2 separate regions of the Homo sapiens genome follow, and region 1 is linked to region 2. Evidence: read pairs that join two places in POLR2A ChIA-PET (ENCODE). Cell type or tissue: MCF 10A. All regions are shown on one strand. Links, peaks and the distances in the headings refer to the core of each region. The heading gives the core; the rest is flanking DNA. Region 1 has its middle 170 kb from the start of ZP4. Region 2 overlaps RYR2 (ryanodine receptor 2).

Region 1 (12,266 bases), core at 3,793-8,792, 300 kb before region 2:
TCCTGTAGGAATAGGGCTCAGGACATTCATGCTTTAGAAAGTGAAGGATACAGGGACTGTGCTCAAACATCAACTCACTTGGATGGTATCTGACCCCGTCTGGACTAGGTGGCCGTCAAGTGCTACACTCAGCCTCCTGGGATTTATATGCTGTAGCATTTAAGCGCTGTCACCCTCTGTCTCCCTGACTCCCTGGTGGCAGAATTTTTCCTCCATTTTAAAAATTTTATTTTTAGAACCTAGGATGATGCCTAATAGTTACAAGATATACAATATTACATTGTCAAATGATCAAGGGAAACATTTCATAGTCCTTAATCTTTCTAGTATAAAACATCAAACAAATTTCATGTAGAATATCTCTTGGTAGCTATTAATATTGTGAAATTGTCTTTGTTTTAAACACATTCACACATTATGATTAATGTATTTTAAGCATATTTATGTGAGCCATCTTTACAAATTCAATAATTCCTTTTCTAGTAAACACTAAAACCTATTAAATCAATAACATTGATTTATGTATATATATATTGATTCATAACCTAAATATATTTATATTTTATACACATTTATTTGCATGCTGTAAAATATAAAATTTAGATATATTTTTCTGTAACTTAATAGGTATCTTGGCAATTCAGAAAACAAATTTCTGCTCCAGAGCTGCTCTGACTCAGGCATCTGTTTCCTTTAGGTGTCTGGTTGAGAAAGTACTCAGAGGGTAGAGGATACTTGAGCAGGGTAGAGACCCATTAGACAATTTTGTGTGGAGGTCAATACAGGAGGTAAATTGTCTACTTTGGTTAGAAGGTGCCTGGTTTATTCACTGAGACTTGATTACAACAAAAGATAGAGTCACACAGATTGGAGTGATTTGGAAAGTAAAAGAAAATGACAAATATTCAGTCTAAACTTCCAGCTACTACTCAAGAGAGCATTAGGAAATATAAACAAGAAGACCTTCAAATAGGAAGAGCTTTACACAAAGTTCTTTTAAAAATAGATTTCTGGGATGGGCGTGGTGGCTCATGCCTGTAATCCTAGCACTTTGGGAGGGCAAGACAGGTGGATCACCTGAGGTCAGGAGTTCGAAACCAGCCTGGCCAACATGACAAAACCTCATCTCTACTAAAAATACAAAAATTAGTCGGGTGTGGTGGCGGGTGCCTGTAATCCCAGCTACTCAGGAGGCTGAGGCAGGAGAACTGCTTGAACCCGGGAGGTGGCGGTTGCAGTGAGCTGAGATCCTACCACTGCACTCCAGCCTGGGTGGCACAGTCTTGACTCCATCTCAAAAAAAAAAAAAAAAAGGAATTTCCTACTTCTATCATCAAATATTCAGGTATAAAATAGTTAAGTTGGTTAAATTTGCAAATCCCTATCTTTCCACTCAGTTAGCTGTAAGACCATACAAATTTAAATATCTTATGTGTTGGCTTTCAGCAAGGAAATATGAAACTGAGTATACAGCGTTCTTCTCAGCCACCAGCCTATTGTTCAGTGACACTTCCCTGAACTGTGTTAGACATGATAAAGGTTGCAAAGAACACTGCATAGCCTCATCCATGCTCATGGTAAGGAAAAGACTGAATGTATAGCAACAAAGAATACAAACCCATATGGGAGTTAAATTCCATCACAGTCAAGCAATTGTCACCTATGCTTATCCATGCACTTTATTCACCAGGACAGAAGCAATGAGGGGCTAAAAAAACAGATGCTCAAATGTTCAAGTCTAAGCTTCACGCCAACCTCCTCTAAAAAAATTCTCCCTCTCAAAAAGTTTGCTTAACTATCTCATCCAGTTCCCTTTATTATCAGCCCCCTTTAATTTCCACCATCCCTTTATCTTTCCACATAATTATTTTATCTATGAATATTTGATGACAGTTTGCAAGAAATCCATTTTCAAAAGCTCTTTTCAGAATATGCCTCTGAGTTTAATAATCTTAATGGGGTAAGCCTATTTTTAAGCTGAATAGCTCAAAGCCTTATTATCAATTCAAGTATGCTTATTTATTTATTTGGAATCACATTTCAGCAAGAAGAGTCTCTTAGAGGCCTTTCCTCATTTTTCTGAGCTGTAATTGCAATATTTCCGATGCTGAAAACTAAAATCAAGTTTAAATAATTTTGGAAGTGTAACTTTTTTCTAGCATAATTTTTTTATTTCATATCATTATAGAATGTAACCCCAAATGCTGCATCCTTATACAGATAAAGTAATTGTTGGGTGTAGCATTGCTATTGCATTTAAAAGAGCTTATGTCCATAAATGAAGATACCTTCTAGGATGTAAATTGTTCTTTTAAAAATGCAACAATTTTTTAAGATGTACTTAGCTGTATATAGCCAACAAAATTGAGTACAGTGGCTCTTTTTGTGCCTTTGTACAATAGACCATAACATTCTGAGACAAAGTCAAAGGGCAGGAGGAAGGGTTGGAAGATGAGAGAATGGAGGGTAGTTGGTAGAGGATATTAAGGGGAGGTAAGGTCTGAAATCAAAAGACAGGAAGACCTGAACAGTGAGTTGTAGGAGCTCTCAGATAACTGTGGAAAACATACACATAAATCCTTGTAGTATGAGGTAAACTCCATATATAGAACAGGCTACCCAGTGCATGTGAGGCATGTTGCATATTCTTTTCCTAATCAAACCTGCCTTTTCTTCTTTTCACTTATGCCTGCTGTGAAGATTCAGAGTCACCACAGACTCTGCCTTGCTTCTCACTCCGGATCCCACACCCGCATCTCCAGTTGTTTCAACTGGGCTTCTTTAGACAGCTGCGCATTTTACAGCCCATGCCCTATGCTGGTTCTTTGAATTTATTTGTCTTCTCTAAGCCTGAATTTGTATCACATGTACAACCTTACAAAAAAGAAGCATCTCCCTCCAAAGAAATTTACAAGAAATGAAAGAGAATAAAGTGGGAAGCAAAAAGTAGCATCATAAGAAGTCACCTTGAAGAAATAAATGGCAGTTGAAATGAAATGAGCAAAGGATATACTGGCTCTTGATGTACAGGATGCTCCCACCAAGTGTCAGGAGTTCCATTATACAGGATCACGTGTCTTTCTTTATGACTCCAATCCTATTACTTAACTTTGCAATAGGGAATATTAAAGTCATCGTAAAACTCTAAGTGCTACTTAGATTGAGTTTAAGATTTAAGAATTCATGGACAGGCAATACTTGGAATATTTAATTATACCCATGTCTCAGAATGTAAATATTTAGACCTTGTTATACAAATAATGTCAGAACCACATTGTAAGTTGAATACCATTCCTTCTTCTTTTCTACTCCATATCTGTTGGGAGACTCTACAGTAGACACTGGGAGACCAAAACTCCCACTACAACAACTAGAAAAAAACAAATGAGGTACAATAGTCATATTTTTAAAGGTATCAGAGATCTGTAGAAGTCACAAAGGTTAGATAAATTAAAATTTCAGTAAGCAGAGAATCTCTTGAATGTGAGCTATATGCATCTGCCAGAAAAACAGAACCCATAAGAGATAGATGCATTAAGAGATTTGTTACAGGAATTATCTTACACAATTGTGTGATGGGCTAATCAAGTCTGAAATTCATAGGGCAAGTGGTCAGGAAAGGAACTCACAAGAACTCCAAATAGAACTCCATGGGTCGAAGCTAAAGCTGTTGTATATGGGAGAATTATTTGTTCTCTTGGGAAAGCCTCAGTTCTGCTTCTAAGGCTTTCGGCTGGTTATGTCAGGCCCACCTGGATTATCCAGAATTATCTTCCTTATTCAAAGTCAACTGATTAGGTACTTTAATTACATCTGCAAAATCTTATCACAACACCTAGTAGTGTTGACTGAAAGACTGGAGACTGCAGCCTGCTCAAGTTGATACATTAAAAAAAAAACCAACATAGTCTGTCCCTTGTTAACTTTGCACTCTGCTAATAGTGCATGTGAATCATTATTCGACCCATGCTGCAATCACTTCTTACTCCACAGGACTGAAGCACAAGAAGATTCTCCCAAATCCCCTCAAAGGGTGGGTGACTTTAAGTAATTGGCAATACTTGGAGCCTGTCCAGAATCTGCTATTCTCTTAGCTCAAGAAGCACAGTCTTGATTGTCCCCATAGTAGAGGCCATAAAAGTTTTAAGTGTTTATGATTTATAATATTATAGGTATTTGTGATATAGTTCTGTGCCTATCTCTTCATTTTGAGGATTTCCCTTAAGATATAGGAAGGCCAATTTATCTACCTCACTTAATTTCATATAAATATATTGGGGAAATATCCTTTCAAATGGATAAAGAGGTTTCTTTTTCTCTTCAAAGATGACACAGAATATTTTTCCTAGAGAAAATTTACCTGGTGTTCTCCACCAACCATTACATGTTTTTGGACCATCCCCTGTTTTCTGCTGAAACTGCTCCAGTACTAAGTTTATATTAAAAAATATCTGTATAACCCAAAGCCAAATCTCTCAGAAAATGTCTTTCAAGGTTGTCAAATGAAGTAGAATCTGAGGGGGAAAAGGGCTTCCATCATTTATTTCCTTTGGGTATACATTTATTGAATATTCTGATGTCCATTTTGTCAATGTAGAGGCAGTCCACAAGATCATTTCCAGCTGAATAACTCAGGCTGCCTGGTATTGATCCACACTTCCTCCTGAGATCTGCACACCTGGCAGTGAGCCATGCAGACCGCTAAGTCAGAGGCACTGTCTCAGCCATTGGCAAAGGGAATGACTCAGCTGTGCATCAACCATGAGCTGGGTTTAATGAACATTGAAGCAGAAAATTTACCATCTGGCTGGCCACATGCATGCAGTGTCAAGCAAAACTCCATCAGCAGCACTCATTGCAGCTGAACTATAGCAAACCTGGTTGCACGCAGAGCCGGCACCGCATCATCTACACCAAACCCTGTGCTTAGCCCTGCAGTCTGTACAGCTCCACTTAACAATGACTCCACGGAGCAGCCCAGTTTGCAGTAGCAGGAGCCTCCATCAGCACCAGTAAAGGCCAGTCTCAATCTCACAGGCCTTCAGAACCCCCTCACACAGAGGATATACCCCCATGTTGAAAGACTGAACAGGTGTGCATCCAATTTCCTCATCTATCTGCCCTCACAATGAACCCCAGGTTTTGATATGCTCCAAAAGTGCATGCTCAAGAAGGGGATCACCTAAAATGGTAGGCACTTGATTTACTAAATCCAGATGACGAAGACATCTGTCTTCCTTACCCCTTGGAAGCCAACTTTTTAAAGGCACAGGACCTACTCTCCATTGGTGTTCTGATGCTAAAACTAGCCAGATCTGGCATTAAGTTTGGAGGCCGCCTTCACCCTCACTCACACAACAGACTCTGAGCCATCTGCTTCCAGAGAAAGATAGCTTTTCAAGTGACCGGGGGTACCCTAAAATAGTCAAGATCCCTTCACTGGAGCCGTCTAGCAGCTGGAGGCCTGAAGATCAGGCTAGATTGGAGTATTTGTAAACAGTCAGACTTACCTGGTCTACCTTGTTTCTAAAATCAGCAGCCGAGAAGGAGCAGAGGAAGGATGGAGCATGCAAAGTGGCACAGCTGGATAGTGATGGTCTATCCAGGGTGAGCAGACCCTGCCACTCGAAATACCCAAGGGCAACTGCAATGCCCACCACAGCTAGGGGGATCCATAGGAAACGAGCAGCTTGCGTGGAGAGCTACCACTGGCGCCTGGTCAAAGACCCCATCCCCACTTGTCTAAAGTCTCAGTCCACTGCATTTATCCCTCATGCCAAGTCTCCAACTTCCCCTCAAAGTTCCAAAGCTATTACCAGATCAACTTGTTGCTGGAGGGCTCAAGAGGCTCTGTGGATGCCAGTGTGATCCCAGGAGAGTCTCTGCATGCCAGTGAGACCCCAGCCCAGCTAGTTTCCAGATTCTTGACACAATCACAAGAAACAATTCAGAGATGAGTCAGAAGGAGGTGAAAGGCAGGAAGCTTTTATTGTAAAGCGAAAGTACACACTGAAGAGAGAAGTCCAGGCATGCTTGTGAGAACAAGTCATGCATACAAAGCTTGACTTTCTAATTTTATGAGTGTTTCTTTAACTGAAATGTGGAATAATCATTAGATGTTCTGGAAAAGGAGATGATTTCAGGGATGTGCCTGCACTCCTACCGCCCCTTTCTCCCCTATTTGGGTTTGCCTGGAAGAGTCATGGACATGTCACACGACCAGGATTTTGGCCATTTTCTCTCCTTATTTTGGATTTTCTGTTATCCTGTGGTTTCTTTGCCTAGTTTCTGTTTTAGCTGTTGTTTGAGGTTTTCCATTTTCCTGTAACTACCCAGTGCCATTTCTATCTCATGTGGACACAAATGGGGACATTCTCTTCCCTGAGAGGTCATTATCTCCATAAATTGCTCTTCTGCCCTAACAGCTCCACCCTTTCATGCCCTAGCATATGCCCAGAAGTATGTTCTAAGGCCACACCTAAAACATAGGCATCTATTGATTCTGCTCAGTGATTGGGAGGATGGGGTGTCTCTAACCATTATTTCATTTGTTCCACAATCCCGATCTAAACCACATTGTCATTCTGGTCATTCTGGCCAATGCTGCCAACTGCACCAAAGTAACAAAGAAATAAAGGTTCAGCCAGGTTCTCAGATTATCAAGAGTAACACATCAGACCCAGTTAACGTTATTTTCATCAGGGATAAATGATGCTATGAATCCATTTCGCCCCCCTGGTGCTTTCCTTGTTCTTCTTGGAGGTGTATCCAAAAGCTGGTGATTTCAGCAGCTTATATAGAATGGGAAATCTTCGAGGTGAGAGAAGCCTGGAATTGTGGGCTTAGTGACCATACACTATTTTAAACTTTCTTGGGAGAGATGAGTGAGACAGTGACCTCAAGAATTATTCTATTATCCTAAAACAAAATTTATAGTTGCACTATAGTTATAAACACCTTCTAGGTGAGGCACAGTGGCTGACACCTGTAATTCTAGTACTTTGGGAGGCTGAGGCAGGAGGAAGCTCAAGGCCAGAAGTTTGAGACCAGGCTGGAGAACACAGCAAGACTCCATCTCTACATAAAAAAAAAAAAAGGTAAAAATTAGCTGGGTATAGTTGTGCATGCCTGTAGTCTCAGCTATTTGGGAGGATGAGGTGGAAGGATCGCTTGAGCCGAGTAGTTCAAGGCTACAATGAGCTGTGATTGTACCAATGCACTCCAGCCTGACCAACAGAGCAAGATACTGTCTCTAAAAATAAAATAATTTTTTTCTTAAACTTCTTTACTTCTGTATTTTATTTCTTGCTGTGTCATTGGCTTACTTAAGGATTTGATGTATCAGTATGGGTTATGATTTGCCTTGTGGATGATTCTTTTTGTGTTATTTTTCTATACTTACAAATCTTTTTACATGCTATTTAATGAAAAAGATCATATAATGGAGAAAAGTAAGTTATTATTTAAATTTTATGCTTGACGGACATAGGGACAATAAAAGTACTTTTCAGAGTAACAAAAATGTTCAATATCTTGAAAGATATATTAGTGTCACAGGTATATGTATTTGCCAAAACTCATCGAATTGTACACTGAAGATCTGTGCATTTCCAATCGGAAAGTACTTAATGCAACAGAACTGTGTACTTAGAAAAGGTTTAAATGGCAATTTGTACATTATGCATTTTTAACCATAGTAAAAAATAGATCTGTGCATTTCACCATATGAAAATATATCTTAAAAGAAAGATATTTTAAAATCCTATCCTTGTGTTAATTGACCATCTGCAGAACGTAAGTGATTGTATATTATACACACTACTTCCAATCCATGCTGTCTGAACTCTGCCTGTGATATGGGATTTTTATCCTTTCAAGGTGTATTCTTTTCCTGTTCCATTCATTCAGGCACCCTACTAGCTGCCTGGCACTGCTTTCAGAGAAGAGTACCTTCAGGGAACCACTTCTGATGCTTCTTTCACCACTTCTAAGGATTGTATAGCTGCCCGGAAGTCCAGGCAGCAGTTTCTTTCCACAGCCACACTTAAGTGATGGAATGAGGACCCCATGCCATGCTCAGTAATGACTGTGGCCTTGGAGAAGGAAGTGTGCAGCTGTTCAGCTGACAAGTGTGAGATAACCTGACAATGAGTTACTGAAAAGCCTGCTCTCATAAAGGCTACCACAGCAAGGCAGTAACCAGTAAAGCTTTTGTGGTTTTTCATTTCTCACCTCAAGAAAAAAAAACATATATATATCGATCTTTTTGTAGAAAAAAATGTGTACATTGAATACAAAAATGCCTTTGTCAAATGAGAATGTTTTCAACAGGAGTTCACAACAGATAAGGCAACAAGTTAACAGTCTCAGAGTAAAAGAACAAGGGGAGGTCTACCTAGGAAAAAAATTGATATGGTTTGGCTGTGTCCCCACCCAATTCTCATCTTGAATTGTTACTCTCACAATTCCCATGTGTCATGGGAGGAACCTGGCGGGCAGTAATTGAATCATGGGGGCAGGTCTTTCCCATGCTGTTCTCCTGATAGTGAATAAGTCTCACGAGGTCTGATGATTTTAAAAATGGAAGTTTTCCTGCACAAGTTCTCTCTCTCTCTCTGCCTGCCACCATTCATCTAAGATGTGACTTGCTTCTTTTTCTTTTCTGCCTTGATTGTGAGTCCTCCCCAGCCATGTGGAACTGGGAGTCCATTAAACCTCTTTTGCTTCCCAGTCTCAGTTATGTCTTTATCAGCAGCATGAAAATGGACTAATACAGTAAATTGGTACCAGTAGAGTGGGGCACTGCAGAAAAGATACCCAAAAATATGAAAGCTACTTTGCAGCTGAGTAACAGGCAGAGTTTGGGACAGTTTGCAGAGCTCAGAAGAAGACAGGAACATGTGGGAAAGTTTGGAACTTCTTAGAGACTTCTTAAATGGCTTTGACAAAAATGCTGATAGTGATATGAACAATAAGGTCCAGGCTGAGGTGGTCTCAGATGGAAATGAGGAACTCATTGGGAAATGGGGCAAAGGTGATTCTTGTTATGTTCTAGCAAAGAGACTGGTGGCATTTTGCCCCTGCCCTAGAGATTTGCAGAACTTTTAACTTGAGAGAAATGATTAAGGGTATCTAGTGGAAAAAATTTCTAAGCAACAAAGCATTCAAGAGGTGACTTGGGTGCTGCTAAAAGCATTTAGATTTAAAAGGGAAGCAGAGCATAAAAGTTGGAAAATTTGCAGCCTGACAATGCAATAGAAAAGAAAATCCCATTTTCTAAGGAGAAATTAAAGCTGGCTACAGAAATGTGCATAAGTAACAAGGAGCTGAATGTTAATCTCCAAGAAAATGGGGAAAATGTCTCCAGAGCATGTCAGAGGTCTTCATGGCAGTCCCTCCTATAACAGGCCTGTAAGCCTAGGAGGAAAAAGTGGTTTCCTAGATTGGCCCAAGGGTCCCTGGGCTGTGTGCAGTCTAGGAACTTGGTGTCCTGTGTCCCAGCCACTCCGGCCATGACTAAAAGGGGCCAAGGTACAGCTTGTGCTGTGGCTTCAGAGGGTGCAAGCCCAAAGCCTTGGCAGCTTCCATATCGTGTTGAGCCTGCAGGTGCACAGAAGTCAAGAATTGAGGTTTGGGAACCTCCACCTAGATTTCAGAGGATGTATGGAAACACCTGGATGTCCAGGCAGAAGTCTGCTGCAAGGATGGGGCTCTCATGAAGAACCTCTGTAGGGCAGTGCAGAAGGGAAATGTGAGGTAGGAACCCCCACACAGAGTCCCTACTGGGGGTACCACCTAGTAGAACTGTGAGAAGAAGGCCACCATCCTCCAGACCCCAGAATGTTAGATCAACCTACAGCTTGCACTATGCACTTGGAAAAGCCTCAGACACTTAAAACCAGCCCATGAAAGCAGCCAGGAGGGAGGCTGTACTCTGCAAAGCCACAGGGTTGGAGCTGCCAATGACCATGGGAACCCACCTCTTGCTTCAGCATCAAGATCATTTTGGAGCTTTAAGATTTGACTGCCCTGCTGGATTCTGGACTTGCATGGGGCCTGTAGCCTTTGTTTTGGCCAATTTCTCCCATTGAAATAGCTGTATTTACCCAATGCCTGTACCCCCATTGTATCTGGAAAGTAACTCACTTGCTTTTGATTTTACAGGATCATAGGTGGAAGGGACTTGCCTTGTCTCAGATTAGACTTTGAACTGTGGACTTCTGAGTTAATGCTGAAATGAGTTAAGACTTCGGGGGACTGTTGGGAAGGCATGATTGGTTTGAAATGTAAAAAGAACATAAGGTTTGGGAGGGGCCGGGGACAGAATGATATGGCTTGGCCCCAGGGACAGAATGATATGGCTTGGCTGTGTCCCCACCTAAATCTCTTGAATTGTAACTCCCACAGTTCCCACATGTTGTGGGAGAAACCTGGTGGGAGGTAACTGAATCATGGGAGTGAGTCTTTCCCATGCTGTTCTCATGACAGTGAATAAGTCACATGAGATCTGATGGTTTTAAAAATGGGAGTTTCCCTGCATAAGCTCTCTCTCTCTTTGCCTCTTGCCATCCATGTAAGACATGACTTGCTCCTCCTTGCCTTCTGCCATGATTGTGAGGCCTCCCCAGCCATGTGGAACTGGAAGTCCATTAAGCCTCTTTTTCTTCCCAGTCTATGTCTTTATCAGCAGCATGAGAATGGACTAATACAAAAATGTTTTGGTTCTTTACTTTGTTTTCATTCAAATGCACTGGTATGTGTTCAAGTGAAGCCCTAGATTTCTAGCAGATATCATTTCTGAAGCCTTTAAATTTATCAGCTTTGATAGTGCTGGTTATGTTTAAAGTAATTTTTTTTCCTACATGAATTCAGTTGGTTGAGTCCTCTAAAATGATTCTCAGTGTCATACTCTGGTCCAGCATCTGGTCTGTATATCCTAAAACTGAAATTCTTCACTGATATAATATTTTTCAAAAAGAAAAAAAAATCAATTCTGTAGAAAAGTAGAATGCATACACTATAAAAACAAACGTCATTTTTAACCTGGGTCTTCTGATGTGAAAGTTTAAATTCACTGGCAAACACAAGTTCTCAGAAAAAAAAATGCAGATTAAAAAAATGAAGCTAAATTTTACCAGATTAAATTGTTTAAGAGTTGGCTTTAGGTTTTAAGATTTAGGACACCTAAAATTAATAAAAGAAAGAATAAAATAGAGCAAAGGTGTCTTAGCAAACTACATTTAAAAAGACTAAGAGGTTTTAGTTGACTATGAGTTCATATAAATAAACAGTGGTATAACATTGTTTTATACATATTAAATTAAAGAAATTGACAGAGGTGAGTCTCAATAATTTTAGAGGTTTATTTTGCTAAGTTGAGGACATGCTGAGGAAAAAGGAACACAAAATCACAGGCAATATCTGTGATTCATGCTTTTTCCAAAAAGGGTTCAGGGACTTCTGTATTTAAAGAGGAAAGAGCAGGCAGTAGGGAAAAGAGAAAGAAAAAATGGGGGCAAGGGTAGATAAAGGTGGCAAGCAGTTGCATTCTTTTGAGTCTTTGATCAGCTTTCTCTGAATTCACATTTTACATGTGAACGGAGAGATAAAGAAATAGCCAATTATGCATTCATCTTGTGCTCAGTGAATCTGCATTTTTACATAAGACAAAGTAAACATAGAGGAGAGGAAACAGTCAAATATGCATTTGTCTCAGGTGAGCAGATGGATGACTTCTAGTTTTGTCCTTTGTTCCATACCTGTGAACATAAGCTATTAATTTACTTTGTCAGGATGAAATTCAACACAACTGTTACAAGGTAAAGATCTTGGGGTCAGGCTGGGCACAGTGGCTCATGCTTGCAATCCCAGTGCTTTGGGAGGCTGAGGTCAGAAGATCGCTTGAGGCCAAGAGTTTGAGATCAGCCTGGGGAACACAGTGAGACTCCATCTCCATAAATATATATATATATATATATATATATATATATATATATATATATATATATATACACACACACACACACACACACACACACACATATATGTATACACACATATGTATATATATGTGTATATATATACACACATATATATACACATATATATACATATGTATATGTATATACATATATATATATAGAGAGAGAGAGAGAGAGCCAGGCATATTGGCAAGTGCCTGTAGTCCTAGCTACTCAGGAGGCTGAGGAGGTAGGGTTGTTGCTGGAGCCCAGGAGTTAGAGACTGCAGTGAGCTATGATTGTACC
Region 2 (12,266 bases), core at 3,261-8,260:
AGAATACTAAACTACACTTGTGAAAGTATTTGGAAAATCTTGAGGAAAAGGTAGCCCATAAATAATTAAGCAATCAAGAGTATCAAAAAGTTAGGGTAACCAATACTTAAAGATCAATTCAATCTCTTTGCTTAATCAATTTGTGTTGCTTCAACTTCACATAAATTTGATTAGATGATTATAAATATATCAGTAAGAACCTCAGTGAAACAAATTATCAGATACAGATAGAAAGGTGGGGAAGGTTAATTGGTAGTTAATGTTGTAGTGAGGATTTTAAAAAATCAAACTATTTTTAAGAAATCGGATCAACTTCAAAACTTTGTCTTGCTTTTATGAAGTCCAGGACTACCTCATGATCAAAAAAAAAAAATTCAGTATCTTCTGCTATATTCCAAGAAGAATTTTGAAAGCAGAAAAATTGCACTTTCAATGTCATAATGATTTGGTAATGGGGTTAATGGTTCTGATAAAAAAGCAAATTAAAAATCCAAGAATGGAATGACATTTTAAATATTCATACAGGTTTTGTTTTTGAATTTGATTAAGTCATTAAAAGAAAACACATATAAATATAAAATATACAGCACAGACAGCATTGAGCATATTACAAACTAACACATTTCCTGAAGAACCTTTAAAAAAAAAAAACTGGGAGGCTCAGGCTTTCACAGAAATGAGAGAAACTTAGTATAAAAAGGAGACAGAGGTCAAACTTGCATGACAATAATGGCAGCAGAAAAAAAACAGTATAAATAATTCATCTGAAAGCTGTAGATACAAACCTCAAAGAAACACACAGTTCCTCATGGCATCTCAATACCAGGTTAGGAACATTTGTAACCATAAAAAGTTCAAAAGCAATTTTGAAACTTAACAATAAATGCAAAATTTGGCAAGAGATTTGTGTCCCGGAAAGGGACAAAGAACAATAAGTCAAGGGGCAGCCAGGCGTGGTGGCTCATGCCTGTAATCCCAGCAGTTTGGGAGGCCGAGGTGGGTGGGTCACCTGAGGTCAGGAGTTCAAGACCAGCCTGGCCAAGATGGTGAAACCCCATCTCTACTAAAAATACAAAAATTAGCCAATTGTGGTGGCAGGCCTGTAATCCCAGCTACTTGAGAGGCTGAGGCAGGAGAATCGCTTGAACCCGGGAAGTGGAGGTTGCAGTGAGATGAGACTGCACCACTGCACTCCAGCCTGGGCGACAGAGCGACACTCCATCTCAAAAAGAATTAAATAAACAAACAGTAAGTCAAGGGGCAAAAAAAAAAAAAAAAAAAAAAAAAAATGCTACCTAAGGCAATGGTAGACATGAAGTAAGCCCCTGAAGAATATGAACAGATGGGAGGGAAGTGACTTCACTCGTGGGATCTGTAAATTAAACAGTGGGAGGCAGAATGCCTGCATTTCAGTCTCAGCCTTGCCGCTTAGCTGTGTGACCTTGGACAAGTCAAGAAACCTTTCTGTTCCTCTGTTTCCTTATCTATAAAATCAAGGTAATAGCTACCTCATTGGAGGGTTGCGGGTATCAAAAGTTCATGCATTTGAGCTTATACGTTTTCCATGGCTATATAATTTATGGTCATATTGTCGTCATTAGGAAGAGACTTAGCTTAATAAAAACAGTGGGCAAGGATGTAGAAGATTCAGGTACAACAGATTATTTTCTCAGTGCTAAGCCCATGCTCTCTGAGCCTCAAGTGTTGAAGCAAGTGACATCACTAACAGATGTTGCTTTTTCAGCCTTTTCTATCCCTTCCAAGAGGGATGATTGATTTTTCTTCTCCTGTGAGTGTATGTAGGCTTTTTTAACTTTTACAGAATCTTAAACAAAAGAGTGATCTCAAAACAGATATATTTAAACATGCCAAAAGTGTCTGTATAGGAATTCTTAAAACAATCTGGAAGATACTGTAATATTAATAGAGCTAATGAGTGGCCCTTACATATGCTCCTAATAGGTCTCTTGATTAAGGCAATAGCATGTATTCAGAAAGCACAATTTAATCTTGGAAGCCTTGTTGGCGTCCTAAGTACTATCTAAAATCTCATCCCTTATTTCCACTGCATAGAATGTCTTTCAGAAACTACTTTGAATTACTAATGGCATCTTTGCTAGTATATTAGTTTGAGGAGCAAATAGTTGCTATTGTTTCTACTGCTCTTTGAATTCAGTCACAAAAATAAAAATTAGTTTTGATGTTAAATGATTTGTAATCTGTCAGATTTTCAAAGGAATAGAGGAAAAACTCAGTAGGCCTCCCAATACTTGGAAGGCAACTGGCAGAGCACACTGGCGAGGAGGAGACTCAGCTTGTCACGTCCTCCTTGAATCTGTCACCGATTTCCCGTGCACCAATCAGTACAGCCATAAAGCCACAGCATGTTCAAGACAGAAACGCCACAGGGAGACTAGGGCACACATTCTAGGATCATTCATTGACACAACAGTTGCAGACGCTGGGCCCACCAGAAAGGTTTTTAACTGAAAAGCAACAAAACCAATCCGAAAATGTAATTGAAATGCTTGTTGCCCCTTCATATCTGACATACTAATAACTGTACATCCTCATAGAAACAAGAAAGAAAAGGAGGAAAGCTAGATGTGTAAATGTAAAAAATAACAGGATGCATAATGATGGAAATTAAATAATCTACTTGTTAAAACAGTCTACAACAAAAAAGAATGCACGGAAATTGTCACTATCAAGTCTGTACACAAAGCTAACAACAAATAAAGGAGCAAATAAACAAAAGACAGTTCATTTTTAATAATTACCACGCTCATGAGTGATGACTGAGGAAGGGAGGGTAGTACATTTACAGTAGTCGAAAGAAAAGGAAATGGGGAAAAAGAAAAAAAGTTGAGATTTTGCTTTTGTTTTTCTGTTTGTAAGGAAATAATACAAAACGTGTTAATCGGTTTGAGTAATTATTTTCTTATGTGTTGAAAAAGAATGCACAAGTTAAATCAATCTCCTTTTGAGAGATATAAAGAATTCTCACATCAGAATGGTCACTCTCACAAAGTTCTTTCTGACTTGGGACTCGAAAATGTTATTCCAACCCATATCCGCCTGACGAAGGAAAGGAGGCTGAGGAAAATAACCTAAGTGGCTGCTATTCCTTTTGGGAGCTGATATGAACAGCGACTAAGAATGACTATGGATTTGCGGTAGGAGCCCCTGGAACATTAGGTAATAACTACAGGGGAAAATGAAATTGATTTCTAATTCCAAGACAGGGAAGTCAGGCTTTGGACAGAGACTTCATTCATTTTTAGAAATTTTATAGCTGAAAATTGCTTAGGACTTTGGAGAGATGCTGGAGGTAGGCAGGTGATAGGCCCTGAGATCTGCAGTGGCTCCAAGTTCTGCAGATGGGTCCAGAAAACCTAAGTCGGTTTAGAGTGGCACTGGTGACTTTTCTCAAAGGTCTGGCCTTCTGAACCTCAGGCCAGAACCTTAGGCCAGAAAACCTAAGAAGTTATAGAATGGTGTCAGTGATTGTTCTTGAAGGTAGCTAACTCAGTTTAGTAACCATATGACTTATTTTTGTTGACTGCACTTGTACATCCAAATGTCAAGCAGAAAATAAAATAAACACGGGAGCCACATAGTGGTAGCAATGTCAGAATGGGTATTAATAATAAACTTTAAAATACAATAAGAAATGTTGTTTTTCCTATTTGTGAGAAGAAAAAAATACATAGATAAATTAGTTAATCCTAAAATATTTCAGAGAAATAAACATAGACTACAAATGGCAGATGGGAGAAAAAATTATTTTTTGAAATAAGATTAGTCCAATAAAAGACCCAATGTTCCAAAACTAATAATTGACAAGAAGACATATCCAAACCACACAAAACAAACAAAAACAGATAAACATACGGGGCCCTGAGTAAAACTAGTTTAAAAATCAAACACAAAAGAATAAAAACAAATCAAACCAAAAACTACTGAAGATTTTTTTCTTAATAAATACTGCTAAAATGAAAGGGCAGCAAAGGTTATTTCTGCTTTAAATGCATTGTATGCTAAACTTTCTAGTTTATACCAGCATCTATTTAGAGAGAGAAAAATTCTAAGATCACGTGTATCTCTGCTTTTGTGCACAGAATTATTTAAGCGAAATAACTGGTCTCTAATTTCTTTCATCAATCTAGACTTGCAAACATGTATGGATTTGAGGATCACTGTGCTGGAAGGGAAGAGGAGGGAATAGGAATGAGAGTAGACTGAAGGAGCTCAAAGGATCACTATCCTAAGGAAATAAAAGAATCTGAGAGCCCGACTTTGCTAAAGTGGCCAAAGAAAGTCAAATGTTCTTGAAAGGTTCATCTATGTGGTTTATGATTTCCCAGAAAATTCTCTAATAAAGGATCTTGATCCTTCATTCAACCATTATTCCTCATTGAAAACCCAATAAGGGGAAAGGCAGCTGGCAATGGGGCTGGCACACAAGGAGTTAATGACCGGCGTGGAAGGTTGGTTTTAGGGTGTGACCGGTGTCCAACTATGAACTTTGAAATGAGTCATGTAAGCATTTCATCAACTTTAAAATAACTTCTTATCTCTCTACTTGAAAGGTAATTGATAATTGACTCGTTTCAGGGAGGGAAGGGAGACAGGTGATCCTTTTAATGTAAGTCATTAATACCTGATCCTTCCTCTGTCACCATCCCAAGACCTTCAGCTTTGTTTTGTCGCTCAAATGCATTTAGGTCAAGGACACTATAATAACAAGGGAAAAAAAAACATTTAGAGGACTAATAGAACATTTTCTTTGCTCAGGAGAGCAAACATCTAAACACCATATATCTTGGAAGATGAAGCAAATGTTAACGTACACTGAAAACATGTCTCCATTCATTGCGTACCAACCGTATTTTCTTAGTGGCAGACTAGTGTCTCCCCTGGGCCTACACTGAAATGATCCATGTGAAAGTCAAACATGAAAGCATTCTTAGGTTTCAACATGGGGAGTACATTACAAAGCCAGCAGATGTGCAGAAATAAAATTCTAATAATTATGTTTTTGCAGTTGGAATAGCTTCTTACATTAAATGTGTGTCAGATTCCTTAGTCAAATGCTGTCTGAATGATTTTAAATCTTGAAAAAAAATGGAAAACGATTACCGCAAATGAGTTAGTGATCATTTAGTCACAAAATGAGAAATGGCCTACAAGCTCCTAAATAAAACTAAATAGAATTTTCTTTTTTAAAAAAGCATACACAACTCATTTTCAAGTATGCAGAATATACGCTAATTCTCCAAGATCCCTATTTAAACACGGGGAAGGCTTTTTTTTTTTTTTTTTTTTTTAAATTAGCGACAGGGTCTCACTCTGTCTCTCAGGCTGCAGTAGTGGCACTATCATAGCTCACTACAGCCTTGAACTTCTGGGCTCAAGAAATCTTCCCACCTCAGCCTCCTGAGTAGCTAGGACTATGGTACAGGTGTGTTGCCACCATGCCTAGCTTTTTTTTTTTTTTTAATCTTTTTGTAGAGATGGAGTCTTGCCCTGTTACCCAGGCTGGTCTTGAATTGCTGGCCTCAAGGGATCCTCCTATCTCTTCCTCCCAAAGCTCTGGGATTATAGTACTATGGGAAAGCTATTTTAAGACATTATTACCATTCTGTAAGTTATTAATTATGATATTACCAACCCCTTAAAACAAGATAGAAAACAAGACACTGCCGATTATCCCACTTTAAAGTGTTGTTAATCATTAACTATTCTTCTATGTGCAATTATCGTCAGAGTAAGAAACAAATGCTTCGAAAAAATACAACCACTGAGTAGAACCCCCAAGAAGGAAGTGAGTCCTTACCTACATGACTGCATCAGGCCGGCCAGGCTCTGAAAGAAGCCCACATCCTTTTTCTCCTTGAGGTAGTCAAGCATTTTCTATGGGAATTATAGAAACCACGTGGCCACTGAACAAAAATCTTATTGTTTGTTAAATAAATAAACAACCAAAACAGGCTTTCCATTCTAGAATAGACAGAAAATATTCACTGCGTACAAACATGACTAATGCCATCTTTATCATGAAGTAGGAACACACCTCGAAGCAAGATAGTTACGCAAACTTGGAATAAGAGGGTTAGTTGCCTTACACATCACCACAAGCACCAAAAATGTCAGGGGTAATATATTACTCTTAATTCTCTCCTGGTCACTCTTAAAGTAATTTGGTGATTCAGATACTCTAGTGCAAGTTAACTGGGAAGAAAATTCCTATAGATGTTATTCACAGGTTTCCATACCAAGGTGATGTCATTAAACAGCATTACAGGCTGGGCGTGGTGGTTCACACCCGTAATCCCAGCACTTTGGGAGGCTGAGGTGGGCAAATCATGAGGTCAGGAGTTTGAGACCAGCCTGACCAACATAGTGAAACCCCGTCTCTACTAAAAAATACAAAAATCAGCTGGGCGTGGTAGCATGTGCCTGTAGTCCCAGCTACTCGGGAGGCTGAGGCAGGAGAATTGCTTGAACCCAGGAGGCGGAGGTTGCAGTGAGCAGAGATGGTGCCACTGCACTCCAGCCTGGGTGACATCTCAAAAAACAAAACAAAACAAAACAAAAAACCCCGAACAGCATTACAATCTGAGAGTTGTGACTGCCATATGCTAATGCTATAGACGGAAATTCAGTTTCCATTACCATAGTCTGTAAATTGAAAAAACAATAGGAATCATTTGGCTATTAAAATGTTCTCCTTTGTTCTCAGAATGACGTCCAGAATCTATGGTCAAAATTTTGGTTAAACATACATGTAAAAAAACGCTAAAGCAATGCTTTGTCTTGTTAGCTTACTGTTACATAGCATAACGAAACAGCTATTTCTGACATGGTTAAAATTTATTAGAGATTTCAAATGTAAAAGCACATACAAGATGATAGAAAGCATGCTCAAAGGTTTAAGGAAATAAGAATACTGCTTCTCTACAAATCTGGAAGAGCAGAACAATTCCTGTTATCAATGCTGTTCTAAAAAGGGCTCAGTTAAGCAGACTAAATTTTAGTAGTAATCTTTTTCAGATAGCGAAGGCAATACAAACTAAATATGTAAAGGATACATATGCACAAAGTATATGCACATATGCATATATATATATACGCACAAATGCACAAATAGCAAATATACACGTAGTGTAGGTATGATACACAGATACACAGACACACATATATACGCACATAGACACAAAACCATATAGCCATTTACGGGGGGTGTGATAACTTTTGGTCAAATAAAAAATGAAACAATCATTGTTTTTTTTCAAACAAAGGGATGTGGCTTGCAGGATCAAAGGAGATGGTGGGATATATATTTGAAGTTATAAAGAAAACAGACAAGTTCCACATAGACAAGAAGTATACATTACAGGATCTCTCACTCCTGTCTCTGGATCTAAGGACTTCTGAATATACATACTAAGTAATGAGGGTCTTCTTAAGTAAAACATAAGCAGGAGACATTATTTTTTGATAAATGTTTTGGAGAGATTAAGTGTTTTATTTTTTCTTTTTTCAAAGCTATATAATCACTTATTCTGGGAACAGAACGAGCTGGTTACCCCTGCCAGGTTCCATAACCAGAGAGCCACAGTTTGGTAAACGCATGGTGAGAGAGTGGTTCATACCTCAGCACCAGAATTCATTTGACATGATAAAAGGTCACACTTGATGTTTTCAGATATTTTGACATCATTTTATGTTTGGATTTGTAACACTATCACATAATTACTTTTTCCCTCTTTTGCTCTCTCTTCAGTACTGTGGTAAACTAAAATTGAGCCATATTGTACATAGAAAATAAAACATTTTACAACAAATAGTTCTTTACTATATGGTCCATTTGTCTGAAAAGTACATTATATGAATGACTGGAAGCTGTTACCTGCTGTACTGTGGAGTTCCCACCATTTAAAATAGCAATTCCAAGTTTCAGAGTAGCTGCTACCATTGGTCCAGTTTCACCTAAGAAATATAAAAAAGTAGTGTTCCTTATATCATTTCGCCTTCTATATTAACCTATTCTACCTCCAATGCTGCACTTTTAAAATTATTATTATGCCCCCCCAGGCAATCTGTTTAATGGCATAGGGAGACTGACTTATGTTCCAAAAAATGCTAACATAATAATAATGCATATTTGGCATCAACATTTTTAATAAATTCTCTATAATATCTAAGAACTGAAACCATAAGAAGATATAGAAGTAACAGAATAGGAAGACAACTGATTTTGAAATATCGAGACCTGAAATTATTAAGATTCAAGATTAATTATGTGTTTAATAAACATTAAAATAAGTATGAGCTACTTAAAAGTTTCTTTAAAGAAAATTTCTCTCCCTCTTCCCTCAACAGTATTATATATGAAGAACTTTCATCATTTTCATTGTATCACTTTTATTTTAATATGTTTGACATCTGGTTTATTAGGCAGACTATTCTCAATTTTAAGTAATTCGGATAATAACAAAATTTTATTTAGTGTAACATATTTCATTTTTCATTGTTCACTTCTATTTATCCTAGAAATATAAATAATCTTCTATTCAAGGACAAGGGTACCTAATAACAGAATGTACCACCATTACTTTTCCATTCCATTACAAATTATATTTAAAATGTTTTCACAAAGAAGCTATTATGAATGTACAAAAAATCATCTTGAAACAGCTGGCTACTGAGATATATGACAGCATCTTAATTGTTAAAAAAGTCTCACTTTAAAAGTCTCCATATTTGTATCAAGAGTCAGCAAACTATGGCAAAATACCATAAATTACATAAAAAAATTACAGCTTGCCACCTATGTGTGTAAACAAAGTGTGTGTAAATAAAGTTTTTTTGGAACACAGCCACGCTGTTTGTGTACTTATTGTGTCTGGCAGCTTTCCTGCTAACATGGCACAGTTGAAGAGCTGTGACAGGTTGCATAACCCTCGAAGCTGAACATATTGACTCTCCAGCCTTAAAGAAAAAGCTCGTGCACCCCCATTTTATAGGATCAGTCTGCTAAGGTTTAGTTATAACATAGTTTCCAAAACTTAAAGAACAGAATGAAAATGAATCTGTATAGTAAGACTCTGAAAAAAAAAATTAACATTGGTCTCCGTAAACAATGAGAGCTCGTATTTGTGAATAGGCACCTGATATAGTCATGAACCAGAAACCCCAGGACTAAATGAGTCAGTGGAATTGAAATGAGGGAGGACCTTGAGAGCAACGAGGAAATCTGAAGAACAGACACTCGTGAGGGGAACTCAAGGAACCTTACCTTTGCTGGCACTGATTGTCTGTAGCACCATCTCAGCCGCGCCACGATCGTGGAGTCGGGCTTGCTGGTATAGAAGCTTTTGCTTTTCCATTTCTTTTTCCTGAACACAAATCCCAACCATTTATGTTGAGGGTATCAGTAAGCACAACAGATTTCTACAGACCATATTTTTAGTCATCTCTTCATGTATGGGCTCTATGACAACATTATGGACCATTTCAACACCAACGATGTTCTTCAACAGATATTATTAACATATTCAACTATTGTTTTTTTTTCCCCCTTTATAGTTTTCTTGATATGTTTTTGGTACTGGTTTATCAGCATGGATTTTTTTTTCTCAATTTTAATGATTTGATTCATTCAAAGCCTGTATCACAGTTTTGAAGTACTGTACTTCATCAATGAAACTTGCACTTTCTGATTTATACATTTGTGCATAAGTTTGTCACGTTTTGAATAATCTCCCATGCCATGGCCATAACTTGATACTGCTCAGCAAATGGCTCGAGTTGCAAAGTATCACTGAATCACAGAAAAACATTAACTGAGATGTCTTGAAGTTTAAGTAAAATTGAAAGCTGATATGAATCAAAAGGTAGGCTTCAACGAAGTAGTGGATTTATGATACAGATCTCCCCAGTCACCCCCAAAGAATAAGAGATGCAATGTGCCTTTATATTTTGTATTCTCTGGTGGTAACAAACGATACTGCATGGTACTGCTGGAGCAATGGCTGGAGTTTATTCTTTTCCACTTAAGCTACCACTGAAAACATAAAGAAGAAAATAAAAATAAAATATAAAGGCACAGCAAGTTCAAGACTGGTATGACCATTCACTTGAGCAATCCAGTTCACTGGAGAATTGAGAAGGAACTAAGCAGTATAAGTTGCAGAATGAAAGTTGCATAGAGCCCTATGACAGTGAGTCCATCAAATGGCGTGGTAGAGAAGCTTAGTCAATGGGACATGAAACAGTCAATTAGTATCATGTCCATAAACACAACGGCCAAAACATATATGACCTAAGAGCAGGAAGAGCTGCAGCAGAGGTAGCCAGAATGACAGCTTTGCTGCCATAAACTTTCCATCCAAAATACAGAAAATAGACACTGGAAGATGGAAGAGGTTTAAAAAATGAAGGCTTGCTAGTTACAGAATATGAAAAATAAAGTGAACTAAAAGGAGGGGGAAAAGAAATGGGCTCAAACAAATGAAAAAAGAAACCTTTAAATCAAAAGCAACCAACACAGACATTTATGCTGTTACCAGAGAGTTCTCGCCGAGGCTGGCAAATTTGTTTCTTAAATCTTTGATAATATCGTGCTGCGAAAACAAAATTGATCAGGGTTTTTTTTGTCACACTATAGTTAGCGCTCCTGTGGTTAATTTTATGTTTTCTTAAATTATGTGATAGGCCTAAATGGAAGCAGAGAAAAGAAAAAAAAAGAGGCAGCTTTGCTTTATATGTAGCCATGCTAACATCTATAAGGTTTGCCTTCATGTTTAAACCTCTTCCTGTGAAGTCAAAAACAAAACAGAAACAGAACCACACAGACACACAAAACCATTTTGTCATTACAACACAGTTTCAGAAAAACTGAAAGAGGACCCTTTCGTCTGCTCTTCAGGTGTTGTTTAAAACTGATGAGCAACATCTGATTCTTCCTTTTAGACCCAACAATCTTTTATGTTCCTCCCATTGCCAGAGCTCCATGTGGAACTTTCGCTTAAAGCTTAACCAGCTCCTTTTGTGAGAGAGTTTTTCAGTAAGAAAATGATAAGAAATTATTCGCTCATGAAACTGTCCTATCATTTTCATCAACTAAAGAGGCAAGGGAGTCAGGAAGAAGTTCTTCTATTGACCTAATAGAACACATAAAGACAGTCATCAGGAAACTCACAGAAGATGGAAGATGGCAACATGCCACACACTCTTGAGAAAAAACAGAACAAAACAACAATTTGCCATTTGTGCTCCAAAAGGGGGAAGATCAGTTAAAGACCTGCCAGAACAACTTGCAGTGTAGCCTGTAAGGTCCCGGTAACCTAACTGAAATCAACACATGATGTATGAACCTTACAAGGACCAAGAAATAGACAGGATCTCAGACTACCTTGCTTAAAAATAAACTCCCTGGACAGGTCACTCATTTTTTTTAACATCGCATCTAAATTTTAATAATCAATGTTTTGAGGAAGATGATGAAAGTCATTTGAAAAAAAAAAAAACATTGAGCCAAAAAGACATACTGATCTAGACGCAGAAAAATACTGTATTTCATAGAGATCAAGTCAACCTCTCTGTTGAATTTATTCTTTGTTGAACTGAAATTGGAAGCTCTCCCTTCAGGATTCTTTAATATTATTTCTTTCCAGTACTTTGCCCTTTGAGAACAGCTTCTGGGCATGTAATTTAATCTGTCATAGGGAAAGTTTATTATAAATTAAAAAAAAAAAAAAAACTCTGAAAGCTAAACCAGAAAATTTTCAGATACTAAGATGAATTATGTAAAAACAATTTTTTAAACTGCAGATTAGCTTTTCTAAACAAATTGTAGATAGATCTTTTATAAGCATCTTACTCAGGAAAATAACACCTTGAAGGCACCTTTTCAAGAATAGAGTTCTCTGACACAGCAGCTTCTGCTTAAACTGCCTAAGGCTCTTAAATAAACACCACCTGCAGTTTAGTCTTTGTGTTATTTCAAGGTTATTTCAAGGTTACACAGTAAGGTGAGGAAAAAAAGAGCAGCTCCAGAATTTAAATTTTCCCTTAGGCAAAACATTCTGATTGCCAAGAGCAACCAAGAATTATCAGTGCATATCCTAATAAGCTTGTTAGGAGGTTTTTCCAAGGTCGAATATGGTCATATTTCAGACCCATGTTCAAATCACTGGTAATGAACAGAAGTATTTTACATCATGATTTGCTTTTGGTTATAACTGAAGTTTGTAATA

Evidence for each region. ChIA-PET counts read pairs that join two places held together with the same protein. Peaks named below come from ENCODE experiments on the same cell type or tissue, not always from the same donor. Only the 100,000 strongest peaks of a DNase experiment are listed, where the experiment ranks them.
Region 1: POLR2A ChIA-PET joins it to region 2 with 5 read pairs; 1 of 35 experiments calls an interaction of 5 or more read pairs at or near these places.

The regions. Positions count from the first base shown.
Region 1 is chr1:238,056,131-238,068,396 of GRCh38, reverse strand. No RefSeq gene overlaps it. Among named protein-coding and RNA genes, the nearest start is that of ZP4, 170 kb to the right of the region's middle. In MCF 10A, for the core only: no CTCF peak of the experiment used is centred there; DNase peaks (open chromatin) are centred at 4,716 and 5,996.
Region 2 is chr1:237,753,426-237,765,691 of GRCh38, reverse strand. It overlaps RYR2 (ryanodine receptor 2), which reads right to left. Exons shown (of 105, transcript NM_001035.3): 81 at 9,305-9,404; 82 at 7,916-7,995; 83 at 5,840-5,916; 84 at 4,664-4,737. Among named protein-coding and RNA genes, the nearest start is that of ZP4, 130 kb to the left of the region's middle. In MCF 10A, for the core only: no CTCF peak of the experiment used is centred there; DNase peaks (open chromatin) are centred at 4,501 and 6,101.